Regions from separate parts of the Homo sapiens genome. Here region 2 is linked to region 1. The links are chromatin loops, found by intact Hi-C in ENCODE. Cell type or tissue: K562. All regions are shown on one strand. Links, peaks and the distances in the headings refer to the core of each region. The heading gives the core; the rest is flanking DNA.

The links. Peaks named below come from ENCODE experiments on the same cell type or tissue, not always from the same donor. Only the 100,000 strongest peaks of a DNase experiment are listed, where the experiment ranks them.
Region 2: a loop joins it to region 1, with 2.4 times the contacts of the local background. A loop is called at or near these places in 1 of 110 quality-filtered maps.

The regions. Positions count from the first base shown.
Region 1 is chr4:81,741,694-81,752,497 of GRCh38, reverse strand. No RefSeq gene overlaps it. Among named protein-coding and RNA genes, the nearest start is that of RASGEF1B, 280 kb to the right of the region's middle. In K562, for the core only: no CTCF peak of the experiment used is centred there; a DNase peak (open chromatin) is centred at 5,057.
Region 2 is chr4:81,821,753-81,832,556 of GRCh38, reverse strand. No RefSeq gene overlaps it. Among named protein-coding and RNA genes, the nearest start is that of RASGEF1B, 360 kb to the right of the region's middle. In K562, for the core only: no CTCF peak of the experiment used is centred there; no DNase peak of the experiment used is centred there.

The DNA.
Region 1 (10,804 bases), core at 3,518-7,517:
CTTCTTAATGTTTGAGGTTCTTAACTATAGAACAATGTGGTGTTGAGGTGGAATCCTTGGCAACATGCTAATTTTATGACATAGTTACACTTTAGGAGGGCACAGTAGTGAAGTGATTGGAGTCTAAAATCAGACGTGACTTTAATTTATGGCTCTGTTACTTACTGATATGTGATTTACTAGATATGTGACTTTGCAAAAAAGTTTCTTAAATTCTATAAGTCTTGGTTTCCTTTCCTGTAACATTGGGATTATAATATATGTACCTCCTAGAGTTGTTGTGAGAATTAAATGAATTTATATGTATATATTATGTCTGTGTATGTATGTACAGTGTCTATCACAACAATTTTCATATTGTAAATATCTAATGAATTGTAATTGTAACTATGATGATATTTGCTCATTCAGCATTTATTGAGCACCTGCTAGGTAAAGGGTACTACAGGGTTTGCAGATACAAATATGAATGAGTCATAGTCCTGTCCTTGAAGAGCATGCAGTTGTCAAGTAGACAAATAGCGGACAGTTATGTAAGTGTGTAAAGTGAAGTGTTTATGGATTCATAATAAATATAAGTACTTAAATAGTGCAATTGCAAAAGAGAGGATTGTCAGTTTTGGGCGGATGGAGCAGGGAGGTGGCTTGCACGAGGATTCACTGTGGATGCTATTTTTGAGGTGAGTTTGAAAAGGTGGTTAGGTATTTGCCAGGAAGAGGACTGTGAGGCCAGGGGTGCTGGCAAGAGATTTATGAGCATGAACAAAGGCAGAATAAATTTAGGAAGCTGCAGGTAGCTCAGAAGAGCTGCAGATGGCACATGCAGGTCAGGGGCGTGATGAGAAACCCTGTGGCAGGGCTTGGCAGTGGCTAGATCATCGAAGGTCTTAAATCGCAAAATGAAGCCTTTGAAGTTCCCTAAGCAATAGAGAATGATTGAGGAATTTAAGCAGTAGAGTAACTGTATCAGATGGTTTTAGATCAGCACTGCTCCAGGTGTGGCTTGTATTTTTGCTGTGTTAGCATCACCTTGGAGCTTTATTAGAAGTGTAAATTATCAGACCCCACCCAGAGCTACTGAGTAAGAGTCTCCAGGAAAGGGGCCCGTGTTTTGGCAAATCAGGTTACATCTTGGATAGCATTAAGGTTGGGGAAGCACTGTTTTAGATCCATCACTCAATGCATTTTATAGAGGGTAGACTGGATGCTCTCCAGTTACATGCAGGGAGATTAGTTAGTAAAGAGCCACTGTCCAGGTGAGGAATGATGGCAGAATCTGAACTAAATTAGCAAAAGTGGAGGAAAAGAAGAAGGAGACATAATACAAATACAACGAAGTTTACTTTATGGAACCTTAGTCCCCACCTGGATGTTGTATTAGATAAAGGAACGATTCGGGGATGATTCCTAGGTTTCTTGCTTTAGTAATAGAATGCAGTATTATGCATTAAAATAGGGAATACAGAAAGAGTACAAGGCATTTTGTTTTGTTTTTAGGCAGGGAGAGAGCTAAATTATGAATTTTGTTTCCAACATATTAGAAGTGCCTGTGGGACATCCAGATGGAAGTGCACTTATTTTTGGCTGCTGGACCTATGGACCCAGTGCTCAGCAATGAGGTCCTGACCAGTGTTAATGGATTCAAGAGTCATGAACATCCAGTGGGGAGGCAAAGCAACGGGAATGGATGAAATTGGAAAGAGATCCGAGTATAGAAATGTGGGTAACAGTAGATATTTTTGCGGATCTTTATTATCATGTTATCCCTTTTATCTTAACACTATTTCCTCTCAGAAATACATGCACCAGTCAACCTAACCCACTTGAGATTCTCCGGATACACATTCTATCTTAACCTCTGGCTTTTTCACAAGCTGTTGCTCTGCCAGGAACATTCCTTGTTCTCTCTGATCCTAGTAGACTCCTACCGATCCTTCAAAACCCACCTCTAAAGCAATCCCTTCCCCAGGAAAAGTACCTCTTCTAGATGCTTTCTTAGAGTTATTGTACTAAGTAAAATGGACTGTTTGCCTCTATGTTCCCTTTGTGCTTAGTTCCTGCTGGTAAGGTCTGTGTCTGGTTCAACCTTTCACCTCAGTCCTGGAAAGGTGCTTGACACATAGCAGATGCTCAATAACTAATTGCTCAATGAGTTAGGAAACAATGGTCAGAGGAAGAAGGGTTGCCAAAGGAGGAATAAGAAAGCATGGTAGTAGAAGGAATGTAAAGAGAGACGGATAGCATGGAAACCAATAAAGGAAGTTTCTAGAATGAAACAGTCAGTAATGTTGAGAGCTTCCAAGCAATCCTGTAAGATAAAGACTTAAAATACTCATAAGATTTGCACATTAGGTCAGTAGTGCCCTTTATCAGGGTGGCTTCAGTAGAGTGAGCTCAAAGCAGAAATCAGACTGTAGAGTTTGAAGGACAGCTTGGAAGTAAAAGAGTGGAACTTAAACTATGAGAAACTGTCCCATGACAAGAAGGATGGAAGAAGGAGATGTAGTTCGGGTGAGGGCTCTCTGAAGTGAGAGATGACTTAACATGCCTGTGCTATGCTGTTGAATATGGCCTGGCATAATAAAAAATCCAATGTAAAGAAGGAGGGAGAAGGAATGATAACTGAACAAGCTTCCAGCATAGAGGAAAGGGATCAAGCTTCATGAAGAAGGATTAAGCTTGAACTGGAAGAGGACCTAGAAGGGGCAGAGATGTGTTGGATATAGACAAGTTTATAGGGGTGGGAGAAGGAAACTTAGGGAGTTGAAGATTGATGGCTTAATTTTCCTAGTGAAATAGTGAGCAAGTTTATCTGGTATGAAGCCGTGTGTGTTGGAGGTGGCTCAGACAGGGAGAGAGGCCTGGGGAACATACGCCTGGAGGGGAATGACGTGACTTGGAAGACCCAGCAGATGGAGCTGACCAAAAATACATTATTATTTTTTTTTCAAAAGGAAGTCCCATCATCTTAAAATTAGCATCCCTTATGTATTGATTTGATGAGAACTCTTTATTGAGTATATAGGAAGTGTCATGAGGTCATTATTAATTTACGGTATTATGCTTCAGTCTCTCTCACTGACGACAAATTATTTTTAAAGGACGGTCCTTCCAGAATTCAAAGAATGTTATTTGTCTCATCATCTAGCTATTTATACACTATGTAAATGACCTGAACTTCTAATAACAGTGCAATCCATGTGAGACGCCCATATTACAGAAAGAAGGGAGAAAAACCCAACCATATTATTACTTTGGTTGAGTTTGTCATATTCCTTAGTTAAATGCATGAGCAAGCCATGCTGCGCTGTCTTGAATTAACTATTAATCAGTGTAATATATAAAGATATGCACCTTAAAATTATGGTTTTATGTGTCAAGTGGCACCATAATATTAAACATTAACACTTACTGAGTTCTTGTAAAATAGCGTAATATTTTGCTGCAAGCTTTCCTAATATAATTTCATTTAAACTTCACAATAATTCTGGGAAGTAGTAAATATTTAGATCTTATTTATAGATGAAGAAATTGAGGCTAAAATGTGTACCTTGTTACAACTGGAAGACCTTATGTTAAGTGAAATAAGCAAGTTACAGAAAGACAAACTTCACAGGTTACCACTTATTTGTGGGAGTTAGAATTAAAATAGTTGAACTCAAGGAGACAGAGAGTAGGATGATGGTTACTAGAGGCTGGGAAGGGTGGTGGGGGTGGGGGTGGAGGTGGGGAAGGGGGAAGTGGGGATAGTTAATGGGTACAAAAATATATATAATTAGATAGAATGAATAAGATCTAGTATTTGATAGCACAACAGAGCAAATACTGTAAACAAAAATAACAGAATATAATTGGATTGTTTATAACACAAAGAAATGATAAATGCTTGAGGTGATGGATATCCACTTACCTTGATGTGATTATTATACATTGTATGCCTGTATGAAAATATCTCATGAACCCCATAAATATATACACTTACTATATACCCACAAAATTAAAAATAAAATTAAAAAAAGAGTAAAAACATGTACCTTGCTTTACTTTTAGCTTGCCATTCAAAAAGATGTCGAGTTTAGAGGCACTGATATTTAGCTAAGAGTTCTGCAATTTAACTGCAATTTTACAACATTTCGAATTTTAAAATTTAACAACACTAAATAACTTGATAGGAAGGTTAAAAGCCTAGGCTAGCATGACCTAACTACTGTGTTCATGATGGACAAATACAAGGCATGTGTGCCTTTCTATTCCCTTCTAAGCCCATTGCAGACATTGATAATCAATTGTAGCACACTTTCCTGGGGGCCCAGACTTAGTCTCAGAGATTTTCACAAGAGGGTGCTCTGGGCAGTCACTACTAATTGATTTTCCACTCAGAGGCTAATATACCCAATTACTTTGTGAATCACATCTGGTGGACAGGAATGCCAGTTCAAATCCTCCAAGAAGCAGCCAAGATGGGATAAGACCTATAAGAGTTTTTTTGGAGGAAATACCTGGGAAGAATAAAGAGAAAGGGAGTAATTATAGGCAGGGAGAGTCTTCAGACTACAAGGCAGGTCTGACACCTGTAAAAGGAGAGAGGGAAGGAAGAATTGGGTAGACAGGGTCTCAGACTGTAGCACAGCTCTGAGAAAGTTTCAGCCAGGATGATGTGTTCCCTGAGCAAAAGTATCTCTTAGAAGAATTCTCACTGGGCAGCAATGGGCTGGCCCTCATACCTGCCCTCTTACCATGCTCACTTGCTGGCTGTGAGTAGTCTGGGGGAAAGATAGCTTTAGAGTAGTAAATTCAAAGGGTGGCAGCTGGAACTTACAAGTCAATCATGCTCCCCACAACAGGTTCTCTTGAAGACAATTTGAGTGTACACTTCCATGACAACCATAAGACTCGCTGGAAATGTCTTAGTGGATCTTCTAAAGATCAGCTATGGATTTTGATTGTGCTATCAAAGCTGGCCATTCACAGAGCCACTGAATGTTCCTTAGCAGCTAGAAGATTAGAATGACAGTTCTGTTTCCTAGAATTGTGGCTCACCCTCCTGAGTTGTTTGTGGAGCCCTTGATCCTTTCGTCATCAGTCCCTGAGGAAGAAGAGGAAGTGCCAGCTACTCTTTTTTTGTTTGCCAGCTGACCCCTGCTCTTATCACTTCATCTAGTAGGAAACAGTGTTTCACTTTCACTTAGCAAAATCTATCCTCTTTGTTACAAGGATTGTAAAATAATAAAATATGATTAAAATAGTATCTACAAGAAATATGTTTAAGATGTTCAAATATTCCTTGAAATTACAAATATAGAAATGTCTGTACAGTTGACTGGCATTCTCCTAAATCATATCTTCACTGAAATATATATCTATTTATCTTTTTCATGTGATGCACATTTTTTTCTTAACAAAAAAAAACACAAAGATTTTGCCACTCAAGGGTTATTAACAATAAGTAGCAACTCAGCAAAGTTTCTTGAGCTAGTAAGTAAGTTTATTCATTGAGTTCCTCCTGCACACCACTCTCAGAGCATGTGCAATTCAAAGTGTACTTGGGTAAGATGACATGTTATCACACATTGTAATGATGACAACAGTCACAGTTATTGACTACCTCTAATGATTGCCCCGTGAGTGCCAGGGCACTGTATCTGAAATATATTAATATCAGATATTTATAATAACTCTGTAACATAGGTGGTACTATTGCCTTTCAGAGAGAAGGGAAAAAGGGGATATTAGAGAGGTTAATAAGGAATAAGTTTGCCAAAGTCAGTAACTGTCAAAAATAGGATTTAAAGCCACACCGTCTGGCTCCAACTCCTAAGTTCTTAATTACTATTTGGAGTTACTCAAAGAGTTGAAATCAGTTTACACTGGGAGTCTGTTGCATGTAATATTATACCTCCCAAATTTGAGGCATCAGGTTTGCCTTTAAGGCTAGACACAAATATAATTAAATACACATAGTATACATACGGCTAAGGCAACCCTTACCTAAATATTGCAGTTGTGCTCCACACCTTAAGGCTTGTCTCAGGAAAAGGAGTTTTTTTTTTTTTTAAGGGACGTTTCTAATGGATATTAGAAGTAGAGAACAATTTCTATGTTTATCTCTTATCAAAGTTATCTTGCGGCCAAAGATAGTGTTCTAAGTTACAGGTGAGCAGAGGCTGTGTCTAGGTTATCCCCAGCTCCTAGGCACCATTCCTGGAACATACAGGAAGCTCCATGTTGACATTGCCTGAGGGATTGCTGGCACATTCAGCTGCTGAGAAAAATATGATATTCATTTAATAGGAGATCATAAGCAAGAAATAATGTAGCAACTTCACTTAAATTAAGCTGGAAGAATAGCTGGAATGTCATGTGTCCCAAATCTGCTCAGTAGTCTGCTCTTGTTTGGAGTTGAGGGTGGTTCTTTGTGGGTCTGATTTTCCTAAAGACACAGAAAGAGGCAATGGGCTTAGTCATTAAGAAGAGAAAATGAAAAGGAAATTTGACCACTATTTTTTTTAAAAGCCTTATTATAAGTCCTGGAAAAATGTGTGTGGCAGATCAAAATAGCCAGGTGTTTGGGTAACAGCCCTCTGTGGCCACCTGGCTGAGGGCAGCTGGTCATCAGAGTAGATGAGAAAAACATCTTCCAAAAAACGAAGAGTTAGCCTATGGGAGGTCACTGGAAAGCACCCGATGTGTGGGAAGCTGCACACAGACCATAAATTATGTGCATGAAGAAAGAATTAAAGGAGCACATTTTAGATGTTGCCAGGGTCTAATGAAAGGTCTCTTTATACAGAAAAGTAGACATTCTTCTAGGGACTCAGTTGACCCTTCAGACACTGGTAGGTCAGAAGACACATTCAGCAGTAAAGATATGGAGAAACTTACTTCAGTGCATAACTTGATGATAACATTGAGCACCTCCAGAAAATGAAACACCAAACTTAGGGGTCTGAGTTATAAGGCAAGTCTCTCCAGGTTAAGTGAAAGGAGCGAAAGCTACTAAAATTTGGACAAATATAATATAATGGCCTTTTGGGAAAGTAATCCAAAATATATGATATGGTTTGGATTTCTGTCTCCACCCAAATCTCATGTTGAATTGGAGGAGGGGCCTGTTGGGAGGTGATTGGATCATGGGGGCAGATTTTCCCCTTGCTGTTCTTGTGATAGTGAGTGAGTTCTCGGGAGACCTGATTGTTTGAAAGTGTGCGGCACTTCCCTCTTTTCTCTCTCTCTCCTGCTCCACCATGGTAAGATGTGCTTGCTTCCCCTCCACCTTCTACCACGATTGTAAGTATCCTGAGGCCTCCCAGTCATGCTTCCTCTTAAGCCTGCATAACTGTGAGTCAGTTAAACTTATTTTCTTCATAAATTATTCAGTCTCAGGTAGTTATTTATAGCAGTGTGAAAAGAGACTAATATATGTCTTGAATTTTGAACTTCTTGCCCAGTAAAATTATGTAAGAATTACTATGAACTGTATTTATCAGGTAGACTTTCAAAATATTCCTGCTTTCTACTCATTTTCCACTTCTTCCACTCACCTCTGACCCCACTTGTATTTCCAAGCCAACAGCTTACTATAAATAACAGTAAGCTATTTTTACTTACTTTTACATACATGTTTGGCACTTATTACATACAGGCACTGTTCTAAGTGTTTTACAAAAATTAACTTGTTCATCCTTACAATAGCTCTTTATTATTATCCCTATTTTACAGATAAGGAAACTGAGTCACGGAGAGGGAATTGACCAAAAAAAAAAAAATTAAAAAGAACAACAACAATAAAATACCCAGCACCTAACAAATAGGGGAACAAATAAATAGCACTACTGTTGTCAAAATAATGCTGATGGTTTCAATAACCAAGAGCTGGAGACAAAAGGTGGAAAGGGAAACAGAAGAAGCAGGCCAGAAACTAGACTAGAGGAACAAATTAAAGAGGATTTAAAAAGACTAGTCTTAAGAAAGATAAGAACTGGGCCTAAAGTCTGTAAAATTAGGTGATTATTTGCTTATGAAAGGGACTTTAGAACTGAGGACACTCTCTGAATCCTGAAGAGAAAAGAAAATACTTGGGTGCTTTATAGTCAGCCTGATGATTATAAACCCTGAACCAGCCCTGGGAATAAAAGGAAGGAAAGAGAGGGGGAAGAGGCCACAGATGAGGAGGCACAGGAGGACACGGTGCTGCGGACTGTATGGTGACGGCCATCTGTCATGGTCCAGGAGGACACAGAATGGTCCTGTGGACCGTATGGGGATGGCCATCTGTCATGGTCCATAAACCCTCAGGGCTTTGGCTCCCAAACCATCTTCTGTGGGGCCCTCAGAGAAAAATTAACCAGGCTCCCACTCCCCTGGCACAGCAGTCTATTGTTACACATATGTTCAAATTGAGACCCTGTTTTCCATGGGAAGCTGTTTTTCATTTCTGCATATGCAAGCTGAATCAGGCAACCACGACCAAGGCCACTCCTAGACTGTCTCTTTCCCTGTCACTGCATTTGCTTGTCTCTCTCCCCGGCTCCTCTTGCTGCCTTTGAAGCAGGTGCCTTCACCTGGAGTCCCGTGGACTGGAAGTCCACGTGCCAGGCAAAAGGCTCTCTCTGCTTCACTATTCTCAACCCCAGTCACGGAGGAGACTCTGTTGCCAAGAACTGGGCCAGAGAAAATACAAAAATGGTTTTCAACCAGGCAAAAATATGCAAACAAACTGGTTTGAAGGAAGGGGCCAAGCAAATCCACAGTCTTAGTTTCTGAGTTACAGCAGAGGGAGGGAAGTCAGGGATTATCTGTGATTGTCTGTGGCTCAGAAGTAGAAGTGAAGGGGATTCACTGCTTTCTGTGTCCTTGCTGAGTCTGAAAGCTGAAAAATAAAACATGAATATTCTCAACTTTATCAAGTTGGAGTCCTTAAAATACAAGTTAGATTAAAATTCGTCTTCTCTCATTTCATAAGATGGCTGATGTAGCTCATCTTTTGAGTGCTTTACATGGCAAATACAGAAGGTGGGGTTATCTCTCCTAATATCCTTTCTGCTCTGATGTGACTTTGAGACCACCCAGATCTACTTATTCTGCCCCTCATCTACTGGAGGAAGGAAAAAAAGGTCCTTACCCGCTTATTTTCCTGTATCTCAAAGGTTACCATCTCTTTGGTGAGGAGTTAATCTAAAAAGGTCCTTACCTGCTTATTTTCCTGTATCTCAAAGGTTACCATCTCTGGTTGAGGGTATGAGATGTGTACAGACGGTAAACTTCCTGAGAAGAAAGAGGGGCAGAAATACCTCTCCCAGATGGTAATCATAACAAACTAGGGCAGGTAGAAGGGTGTGTGTGTGTGTGTGTGCACATCAATTTGATTGCCAGCAACATCTGACTTGTCAATTTATTGGGTAAATCTTCAGGATTAACTGATTACCAACCTCTATTTGGGCTTGTCTTTGTTTTCACAATGTATTGTGAGACATAATGATATCTACATTGTTTAGCTCAACTGTGGTTTTCAACATTGGCTGCACATTGTTATTATCTGGGGAGCTTTACAACTTCCAGATGGGTGGATTCCTCCTCCCGAGAGTCAGGTTCAATTGGTCTGGGTGTGGCCTGTGCATCAGGAATTGCAAAAGCTCCCCAGGTGATTCTAATTTGCGGATGAGCCTAAGAACCAGGGCTAAGAACTGAAGGTTGAGTTACTTCCTCATGAGAAATTTAGGAAGATTCCTCAGGCTATTGGGCCAGATGAAAGGACATGTTATAGGGACATCATTAGTTAAAAAGAGAAGACACTGAAAAGAAATATCTAAATGCAGGTCTTTCTGTTTCCAAAACAGTAGCACCCATGGCTATGAGTCTGTTAGAGGAGGCCACAGAAAACACTTGATCTCTCCCAAGTTTTCTTCTTGTCATTAATCTGTTTGTATCCATGAAAACTATGGTCCCCTTCTCTTAAATACCCATTGATATTCAGGAAGCCTGCAGGCCAGAGGTACAGCTTTATTAGCAATTGTGCCCACTGGTTTTCCCTATAGTTCAAGCAACAGAACAATCTCTACAAACAAAAACTCACTGTTTTCTGTGCACATCAAATAGACACCAAAGCCAGGAGTTCAGATTTGTTACCTCCAATCTCCCGGTGAATAGACTGTGAAGCTAGAAAATTATGCTACTGAGAATGTCAGATTCACATTGTCTTTCAGCATCTTGGGACACTTGGATAACTGTCAAGACATCTCTTGATTTTAGTTAAAGAATTCCCTTCCTTGTAAATCTATCAAATACTATCAGTGGTAACATATAGCCTTTGCTGAGCACTTGCTATGTACTAGGCATTCTACTAAGGGCTTTGTGTGGATTATTTTATTTAATTCTCATATCAATTGTGGGAATTGGATGCTGTTTTCTCTATTTTACAGGTGAAGAAATTGAGACTTTGTGTGGCCCTATGACGTGGTTATTATCTTGCTATTGGTAAATGTCAGGACAATTATTTAAACCTACATCTGTGACTTCAAAATTAAAACTTTTATTACTGTTCCCCTTGCTTTGTAGACCTCCAGTATAAGATAATTCAATTTTGCTTGTTTCTCAGACCCTTAGATTATCCCTCCCTAAAATTTTAATTAATTTAATTTTAATGCAATTTTTTGTTGATTTATTTAAAAATTAGTCTTTCTCTAGGAGTTTGCCAGTGCATACATGAACCTCAAACAACAGCTGAGTTTATGACTGGGGACTGAGATGTTTCTTTGTGCAATTTAATAAATCCCAAGAAGGAAACAACAACAATAAAATCCAAAGT
Region 2 (10,804 bases), core at 3,023-7,022, 81 kb before region 1:
AATAACAGTTGAATGAGATGACTGGTAAACTATTCTGTGAAATTCAGTAGAGCTGCTCTGAGCTTGGTTCCTGTTCTGGATACCAGGTTTTTGTCTTTTTTCTAACATCCTTAGTCTTCCTCACATGAACACCCATCTATTAATCAGACTGGGGCCTGCCCCTGCTCTGCCATGTCTGAGAAAAAGCCGGGAGTTTGCTGTGCACCCTGTGTTTCCCATCATGCCCCTGGATTGCAGCCATGCCACCTCTGTTATGATATAGTTACATGGGTAAAGTGAAACCATGTAACTTTACCCATGTAAATAGGTTACATGGGTAACCGGACAATAGTTAGATGGGTAAAGTGAAAACCAGAGCGGTGCATTTAATGAAGGTGGAAAAGGGGAAGTTGTGGGAAAAACATTAGGCGGATCATGGTACTGTCATGTTGATTCACGAGGGAAGAGGCACATGGTAGGTATTCAATAGATGGATATTGAATGAATGAAGGAAGAATGAATTTGGAGTTTGGGGAGCTAACCAAGCTACTTAACTTCTGAGCATCTATCTTATCCCAGATGAACAGACATTATGGCTTGATTGAGTGAACTATTAAATATGTTTAGTTTTAAATGCAGACATAAATAGATTTGATCTTTCAGTAGTCTGAATTTCCTCCCATCAGCTTTCCCTTAATTATCCACAAGTGTTCCAAGCCTTCATTAGCTAAATAGGATGCAGATGATGGTCATTAGTCTGGGATATAAATCCTGCTGGCACATTCAATGGCTTTTCACTTGGTTAATTGAAATTTTCAGTATTCATGGACTACAAGAAAACACTGTAATTTTATCATTTATTTGGTGGTATGTTTTTTCCTTTGGCTGATGTTTTATAATTATGCAGTTTTTTAAAAAAATAAATGTGAATGCCATACTTTGCCTGGAGGGAATACCACTGTATCCAGTGTATACCTATCAATACTAGTCTACTAAAGCATGAAGACCTAATGGAAATTCATACTTTGTCTAGAAATCCTAGAATTGGCTGGCTAAACTGTCTAAGAAAGCATCCAAGTAGTGTGCACTTTGGGACTCATTGATTTAAGTGTAAGAGACTTCCAAATTGTTAGTAATGTGATAGGTCTAGTCTTGACATCTACCAATGAGTAAGAAATCATCCATTGTGTCTGTGAGGTGCAAGGTATCAAATGGAGATGCTTTATGCAGACATCATTCCTTTAAATGGCTGTTAGCTTTCAACTGTATTTGACATTCATCAAACCTACCTGGGCTCTGTCTGGTGGTATCAGGCTGAGAGTGAAAAACACACCCAAACACAGGTACATACATACATAAAGGAACAAATAATACTTGAAATAAAATTTCATAATATTACTACCTTAGAGATTCAATTTCTGAATTTCTTAATTTTATAATTCAATATTTAAGCAATTCTCTTGCACATGACTGTTCCAATTTAATGAAGTGTCAGATGTTTGCTGTTTTAAAAATGTAAATCTTAGTTATAAGCATTACATAACAGAAAATGACACAGTAGAGATAGAATAGATTTATTTCTGTTTCTTTCTCTAAATTGAGTTTAATGGGAATAAACAGCATTGTAATAACTTTCAGAGGTAAACTCTCTCTTAGAAAAACGAGTATAGGACATATGGATTTGGCTGGTTGTAGTGGCTCACACCTGCAATCAAAAGTACTCAGCACTTTGGGAGGCTGAGGTGAGAGGATCACTTGGCCCAGGAGTTGGAGACCAGCCTGGGCAACATAGTGAGACTCCATCTCTACAAAAAATTTTTAAAAAATTAGCCAGGCATGGTGATGCATGCCTCTGGTCCCAGCTACTTGGGAGGCTGAGGTGGGAGGATTGCTTGAGCTCAGGAAATCAAGGCTGCAGTGAGTCATGATTGAGCCACTGCACTTCTTTCTGGGTGACAGAATGAGACTCTATCTCAAAATAAACAAATTAATTAATTTTTGGAATATATGAGGTCTCTTTTCAGTGCTCAATCACTTTGCAAAAACATTTCCACCAGCGAGAATTGGGTAAGCAACATACCTTCTGGAAGCCTCTCTCTGTAGGCTGGACTAAATGAGCCACCAATTACTGATCTCCTATCTGCGGGCTCTCTGTCTAAGGACTTATTAGGGACATTTTTTTTTTAATCCCAGTTCACTTTTCCTTTTAGGTCAGTTTTCCCTTTCTGCCCACTTGGAATATTTCTACAAACAGTTATTAATGTTAATTTAGGGAAGATATGTTGGAGTACCGGTCTTCTAAATTAACCACGAATGTATCTCAAAGTCAAATGCAAAGGCATTTTATGTTACGCTTTTTTGAATCACCCGTTGTGATGGTTAACTTTACATGTCAACTTAACTGGGCTAAGGGATGCCCTGGTAGCTGGTAAAACATTATTTCTAGCTATATCTGTGAAGTTGTTTCTGGAAGAGATGAGCATTTGAATCAGAAGACTGAGTGAAGATCTGCCCTCACCAAGGTGGGTGGGCATCATCCAATCCATTGAAGGCCCAAATAGAACACAAATGCAGAGGAAGGTGGAATTCGTTTCTGTCTGGGCTTGGACATCCGTTTTCTCCAGCCCTCAGATATTGGAGCTCCTGATTCTTGGGCCTTCAGACTTATGCTGGTGGCCTCCCTCCCCCTTCCTCTGGGTTCTCAGGCCTCCAGGCAGGGGCTGAATTACACCACTGGCTTCCCTGTGTCTCCAGGCTGCAGATGGCACATTGTGGGAGTCCTCAGCTGCCATGATCACACAAACTAATTCTCATAAGAAATCTCCTCTTATATATCTCTATATATCCTATTGGTTCTGTTTCTCTGGAGAACCCAAATTCATCTGTGAAATTCTCTTCCCCTCTGTAGATAATCAGGAGCTGACCATATTATTTAGTCAGATATGTTCTTTTATCAGAGGATGAAGAAAGAACTAAGCAGTATGCTCATTGATTTCCAAACAATGTGTCTGATAAAATCAGGTCCACTTTCTTCAAATTGGCCAAGGCTCTCATGACCTAAAAGGAAATGAATACGGGTTTCCTCACTTCATAGTGAAGAATTCAAGACCCCAAGGCCAGTGATCCACTTTAAGCTCACAAGGAGGTCTGTTAAGAAAGGACAAGAATTAGGCCCTAGACTCCTGAGCAAATTTGCTTTTCTGTCCAAAGGTTCTATCATAAAAGGCCAGCAAACTTTTAACTATAATATGGGGTCATGTTCAACTAGAGTCAATCAGCCACAGCCAGGATCTGCCCTTGGTAAAAGTGTGTCAAAGTAGATTGTAGTGGACTTGGCAATGCTGTGCACAGAGCTCCCTGCTGCCAGGAGTCCTGCCAGCTGACTGCCCTCAGCTATCAGTCCTCCCAGGAAATTGCCCTTGGCTGGAAACAGTCATGTTGCCCAGGATCACGCTGCCTTCCCAGGGCAGGCCTCTGTCTCACTCCAGCTTGGGATGAGTTTAATCTGCTTCTGAGCTCTCCATTTTGTTGGATGAGATCTTTGTTGAGTCTGCACCATGGTCCAACTTCTTTATCTTCTCTATCCCACATCCTTCCCTATCCTCCTATAAGTGGTGATCTCAGGAACACTTCCTAATAAAGCTTCTGCTTGCTAATTTCCATAATTTCCATCTCACAGTGTGCTTTTTAGGGAACCTAACCTGTGACCTGTGTCTTTAGATTGCTTACCATCACTATGAGCATCCAATATCCTCATGACTTAAGTCTTCATTTCTCTCCTATCAAAATCTGCTTTTGAAATTATTTAAAAAACAAGCTGGGTATGTTGGCTCACACTTGTAATCCCAGCACTTGGGGAGGCCTAGGCAGGCAGATCACCTGAGGTCAGGAGTTCGAGACCAGCCTGTCCAACATGGCGAAACCCATCTCTACTAAAAATACAAAAATTAGCTGGGTGTGGTGGTGGGTGCCTGTAATCCCAGCTACTCAGGAGGCTGAGGCAGAAGAATCGCTTGAAACCAGGAGGCGGAGGTTGCAGTGAGCCAAGATCGTGGCACTGCACTCCAGCCTGGGAGACAGAACGAGACTCTGTCTCAAAAAAAAAAAAAGAAGAAATTATTTAAAAAACCCCCCAAAACTCCAAGGTATAACAATATGCTTTTAGAAGGGATCTGATAAACTCATTCCCTTTCAGATGTAACAGACCAATGAACTATAATACATGAAGTGTCCAATTTTACCTTCTGCCATGACAACCCCCCCATATCTTAACATCCCTCATGAGTTTGTCTATTATGAATCAAAGCCTTATGCTAAAAACAGAGCTCTAATAAGTGAGATTTCAGGCATTAGTTTATAAATGGTCAAAAGAGAGTTCTCACCTATCTAAATTCTTTTTGGGAAATTGCTAAAACTGTCCATGTATAATACTGTTCACTTCATGCTGGTCACCCCACTAACAAGGTTAGAAGTCAATGCTCTAAAAAAGTCACTTGTGCTTTATTGTGCTTGTGCTCCTGTGACAAACCCAGCATCATGCCAACTTTGGTGGAGGTGACTCATTAGGAGTTTCCTTTTTAGTAGAAAAATATTGATACACTCATCAAGAAAGTCACAGCATGGCCAAGTCACCATTTTTTGAGTCTTTCATTTTCAGTAATTAAGGTGAACATGTTATTGGAAAGTTTAGAAAGCCCACCCAAAGTCACTCACAATAGCTGCAATTAGTAAACTGGAATGCCAGTTAAAGTCTTTTGAAGCGGAGAATGAAATGAGACTGACCAAGCGTCTACGTAAACTCCCCTTAGAAAATGGCTAAAGTAAGGGGATGGACTCTCATTGACCCGTGCCACCCCTCTTTCACACTCATTCCAAGTCTTGAGATTTTGCATACATTTGCCATTTGGCTAAAGTGTTTCCTTTCTACAAATGCAACATTTAAAATTACCTATGTATATATATATTTTTTACTGAAGCTAATTTCACCCATCTCTGACTCTAAATTTCCCTCCAAACATGTTTCTTTGGTCACTTGAGACTGCCCTCAAAGGTTGACTGGTATTGTTTAATTGAAGATCATTTCCCCTGGGGCTATGGCACTAATGTCTGAATTCTTAGACATGTTCCTTAATTTACTCTCCCTAGGGTGGCAGTGCTCGTGCATCTTAAAGCTTACTTAAAAATGCAGTTATGGTCTCTTGAGTTGCCCCCACATGGACTCTTCAGTAGCTGGAGAGTGGGTCCTCCCTATGTTCTGAGTCCCATTTCAGACGGAGAATGAAACTTGAATTCAGGGTTGAGCAGAGAAATTTTCACCGCTAGACTTGCATTTCCTGGAAAAAATTTTAGTTGCATCAGCCAGGGAATCAGGATCATTTCTATAACTAGCCCCTTTAGGGTTTAGACCAGTTTTCTCAAATGTGGGCAGTTTTTCCCGCTAGAGAACATTTAGCAATGTCTGGAGACATTTTTGTTTGTCATGACTGAGGTAGGTGGAGATTGTCAGTAGCATCTGGTGGGTAGAGGCCACACATGCTACAGAACCCCCTACAGTGCACAGTGTGTCCCCACGTGCCCTCAAAACAAAGAGTTATCTAGTCCAAAAACATTTACAGGGTCTTCACTGAAAAAGCCTGGTTTAGCCAAACCAAGCAGATAATAGACAACAGCTTTACGCTAAATATAAGGTGTATTTTACCATTATTTAGAAGTCTTTTATCTCTCTTCTTTCTTATATCCCTGAGCTTCACTTTATAATAGTGTTTCCTGTGAGGCTGCTTTTCCAGCACAGTGCTTCCAAAGAAATGTTTTGGGATAAGGACTGCAGTTTTGCCAGATGTTATTTTCTTTTGCATCTACTCAGTTCATATTTATTGGTTATCTTCTTTGTGCCAAGCACTGGGCTAGTAATGGGACTACTGCAATGACCAAGTTTCAGTGGGTCTTTACATTCTTGGAGCAGAAATCTGGGAATCAACACTGAGGCCTCTCTCATGGCACAGTGCTCATGTGTACAAATGAGTAAAGATGATGACAAGTCATGAGGAAAACATCTGATGGGAAGATTGTGGGTGGGGTAGTTCACGGTAGCATGTGGAATGCTGCCTGGTTCTTTGGCTTTTCTCTCTGTCCTGCCCTAATCTTTGAACAGACAGCAAGAATACTATTTCTTACATCCCCATTGTAATACAGAAATGAGAGAAACTAAGATATACCTGGCAGCACAAAGAGCAAGAGGACATGAAATTTGCAGGGCTATACCTGTCCTTTCACCACCTGCTACTGTGTTTCAGGGCTGAAATTAGGTCAACAGGATAGATCCTGGTAACTAGAATGCATCATGTGCCCTTATTCTCCTTGAGTGAAGATGACTGCTTCTCTATGGAAACCATTTTCTTCTTTTTTAATTTTTTGACAATTCTGCTTTTTGTGCCTGTTTTTTGTGAACTTTTCATTTTGTCCTTCTTTTTGTCTTTTGCCTTTCCTCTTTTCTTCTGCCACCAGAATTCTTCCCTTCTTTCAGTTTTCCCTTTTTAATTCAAACTTTCCCAGTAACATTTATTCCTTCCCTCTCAAATGAAATAAAAATGGCCAGCAAACCAAACTTGGAGATTATATCTAACCTAAACCTTGAACTTAATTTTTTAAATTAAAGATGCACTTTTGTATGTGTATTCACATTCTGTCTTTTCTGTCCTTTAATACTGCATGTTGTTTTGACCCAGAATATGTGCTGACTTAGATCCTTAGCTTTCTCACATGCTTATTGCAAAACAGACAAACAAACAAACAGAAAGCAAAGCAAACCAAAACCTTAGGTGAGGTGGTAAATATTTTTATGATGTTAAAAGAGCAGAGAGTAGGAGACAGTTTATATACACTAGATTTTCCAGCCATATACAAGCATGTTTATTGCAGCATACTTTGTAATAGCAAACAAAAGAAAACAAGAAGCAACAACAATGAAAGAACCAAAACCTGTTGATCAATAAAGGAAAGCATAAAATTATGATATATTCATATTATGACATGTTATATAGGTATTAAGAAGAATGAATTAATCTGCATGGGCTGAACTGGAAAGATGTTGATAATATATTCTTAATTAAGATGGTATGATCATAAGAACGAGACTTCTATATAATATGCGCAGACATATTTGCGTGGGAATAGAGAAAGTGTGGAAAGATGAATACAAATTTGTATTATGGGTTACCTCAGGAGGATAGGGTATAAAAGAGACTAACTCATTAAGAATAAATATTAGTTTTATAATTAAAGAAAATGTAAAAAAGTTTACTGAAAAAAATCTCAATACTGTTTGTATGGCTGACCATGGCTATGTATTTATTCATAGGATTGTCCAAAGGGAACATACTTGCATGTAAATCCCAATATAGCCTTGAATGTTGCAGTGCCTTTTGAGTGGTTCATCAGGCCAAGCAAGTATACATACAAATGTGTGAGAGGTCAACTACAGGGAGAGTGAGTGCATTAAAGATAGTAGAAAGGAGATAGCAAGCCCTGGTATTGTTCAGACTCACAAATCTCTTACATAGGCAGAAGCTCCATTCTCCCACTTGGGCTCATAACAGCTGTCATTTGAAAGATTGGGCATAGCTGACTCTAACATTATGCACATATCTCTTTAAGACAGAAGATCATATGTGTTTGGAGGTGGGTTCTGGAGTTAGATGGCTTTGCTTCCTGACCTAACTATGTCCAAGGTATATAGCAATTAACCTAATTGTGCGTTCGTTACCTTGTTTGTAAAATGAAGATAACAGAATCCTTACCTCACTGAATGGTTCTTGGCCCATAATGAACGTTCCAGCTTGGGTAGAGAAGCTTTGGGAATAGTGAAGGCAGACACATTTTAAAATTCACAGAAATCAGTAGGGGACACAGTTAGGTAGTGCCTACCTTGGATTGGAAATGAACATGGAATGGTCACTATCATTATATGTTAACAATTCTAAAGTGTTTTCCATCTTCCTATTTTGTAGACCACCATTTTCAGCACATTGGCCAGTGAGAAGTCCTTATCTGACTGCAAAAAGGTAAGTCAGCATCCAAGAATTCCAGCATACTGTCAGAGTAATAAAGGCTTCAGAGTTGGTGATATTCGAATGAAAAGCTGCGATATCAGTGAGGATGTTCTGATGGAATATTATGGCTCTCTTTCTTTAGAGATGGAAATGTGAATGGTTTACTTTAAGGATGTGGGAAACTCCATTATTTGACAGTATTTTGTTATAGAGAAGCTCTGGTTCCATATATTTACATCTCACTATTATCTGATACTTTATCCTGGCAGATGAGCATCAGGGGAGTTCAGAGAATGCTGTATAAACTGCATTGCAGGCTTCTATATCTTTGTTTGTAAATTTAAATATAATAAATGTAAACCTAATATAATGTAAAAATAATTTTGTATTTTGAAAGCTGATCATATAGCATAAAAATCTGGTTTGGATTCACCACAGTCAAGCTTGAGAAGTTGTCATGCTTTGCAAAAGGATTAGCTTCACTAGCATCTGATGGAAGACATCCCTGTGATAGATCAACTTTGAAGACTCCCTGCTATAGTCTTGTGTCTAATTCCTGGCTTTTGCAGGCCAGGGGTCACATTTATCCACCTCTTTAATCTCAGATTTAGCTAGATATTCTCCTTTTGGGGGGAAGAGAAGTGGCTTCATAGTCCAAACAACTCAAATTCTTTGACACTATCTATTGATACAGAAAACCAGCTGCATATAGAGTTGACCTGTGCATAATATATAATTCCTTGGCATTTCTTAAGATTTTATATTATGGCATTGTCTGCTGTGCCGCTTCTATTTCTAATGTTGCTTGATATGGAAGTAGGTAGCAGAGTTACTTACCTTTAAAGGTGGTGTGAGGGCCTACTGCTCTAAGTACCATTCATTTAATTATTTTGATAATTTTAAAATCTATTTTATTACATCTCCATCTTCACTGAATTATGCTATATTTGTCTTGTTCTCTGCATTGAGTTGTATGCTGCCTGAGAATGAAGACCATGTATTATTTTTAGAATTATAGATCTTGGCTAGGTGTGGTGGCTCATGCCTATAATCCCAGCAGTTTGGGAGGCCGAAGTGGGTGGATCACGAGGTCAGGAGTTCAAGACCAGCCTGACCAACATGGTGAAACCCCATCTCTATTCAAAAAAATACAAACATTAGTGAGGTGTGGTGATGTGCGCCTGTAATCTCAGCTACTCAGGGGGCTGAGGCAGGAGAATTGCTTGAACCCAGGTGGTGGAGGTTGCAGTGAGCTGAGATTGCGCCACTGCACTCCAGCCTGGACGACAGAGTGAGTGAGACTCCGTCTCAAAAAAAAAAAAAAAAAAAAAAAGAAGAATTATAGATCTTAGAGAATGAGAAGCACTTCTATGGGACTTCTAGTCTCACCTTTTTACTGGGGTGGGACTGCCACTGATATCATTTATAGATGGACCTCTATCTCTTAACTGGATATTCTATTGTCAGGGAACCCAGTGAGCCTATGTGTCAGGCACACTAATGTGCACTAGGGAGACAATCCACAGTGTTAGCAAGTTCTTTATTCTACTGAGCCAATAGCTGTCTCCTTTAGATTCCTTCCTAGATATTTAAGTATGAAGCCAGTTAATATGTTTTTCTGAATCTCCTTTCTACCCCATCTCCAGGCTAACAATTTTCCTTTTTCATTTCAATGGGACATTGATATGATTGATTTCCAAGAGCATGGACTATGAGATCATGTTTTCTGGTTTTGAAACCTGGCTCTGCTCCTCACTACTTATGTGATTTTGGGTTGATTGTATAACCTACTGGTTCCTTACTTTTATCATCTGTAAAATGGGCATAATAATTGTGCCTATCTTATATAGTATAAGAATTCATACATATAAAATGATTACAAAATTACCCAACACATAGTGAATGCTGTATTAGCTATTATTATTATTGCTTCTAGACAAGATTATCCTTTTTTTTTTTTTTTTGGCTCACACAATCTTTGTTATTGATGTCAAGAATTGTGTGTCATCTCCAGATGTGGTCTGTCTGGCAGAAAGCATCACGGGACTTCTCACTCTACATTCAGCAAGCTTTGTTTACACACCTGGTGTATGCCAGGTATGTTATAAGGTGTGGGCTATGATGTGAAGGCAAGCTACAGGTTTTCTTAAGTGTAGCACCACTACAGTGTAAGATGGCATCAGTTTCTACTTATGAGCCATATCTTTCTGTTGGCTATGTGAAGTTTGAAGTCTTGTGCGTGGCCTTAAGGCATTTTCACATGAGCTGCTGTTAAAACAGGACTTTCTTTTATATTTATGTAAATGATTCCTTGAATATGAAGATAGGACATTTAGCTATTCCTACTGGTTTTTAAAAATTTTGATCAATTAATTTTCTGAATTATCCAATTCTGTTATTAGGCTTATTCACTATTTCTCCCAGTTCAATGTCATGCACAAATCAACATAGCATAGTCAATTTCTATGACTTCAATTTTATCCATCTAATCAGTTAACAAGTGTTCACAGAACATCTGCTATGTGACATGCATTGGACTGTCATGATGAACAAATCACATATGTATGATCTTTACCCTCATAGAACTTATAGATATTAATAAAGTAATTAGCAAAATTGTGATTGATGATATAATTTTTTTTAAGTTGAGAGCTCATGGGATCCCATGCCAGGAGAACCTAACCTAATCAAGGCGTCAGGGAAAATTTCCCTGAAGAAATGATGTTCAAGCAGAGATCCAAAGAATGAATGAGATTTGGCTCCATGAGCACAACATG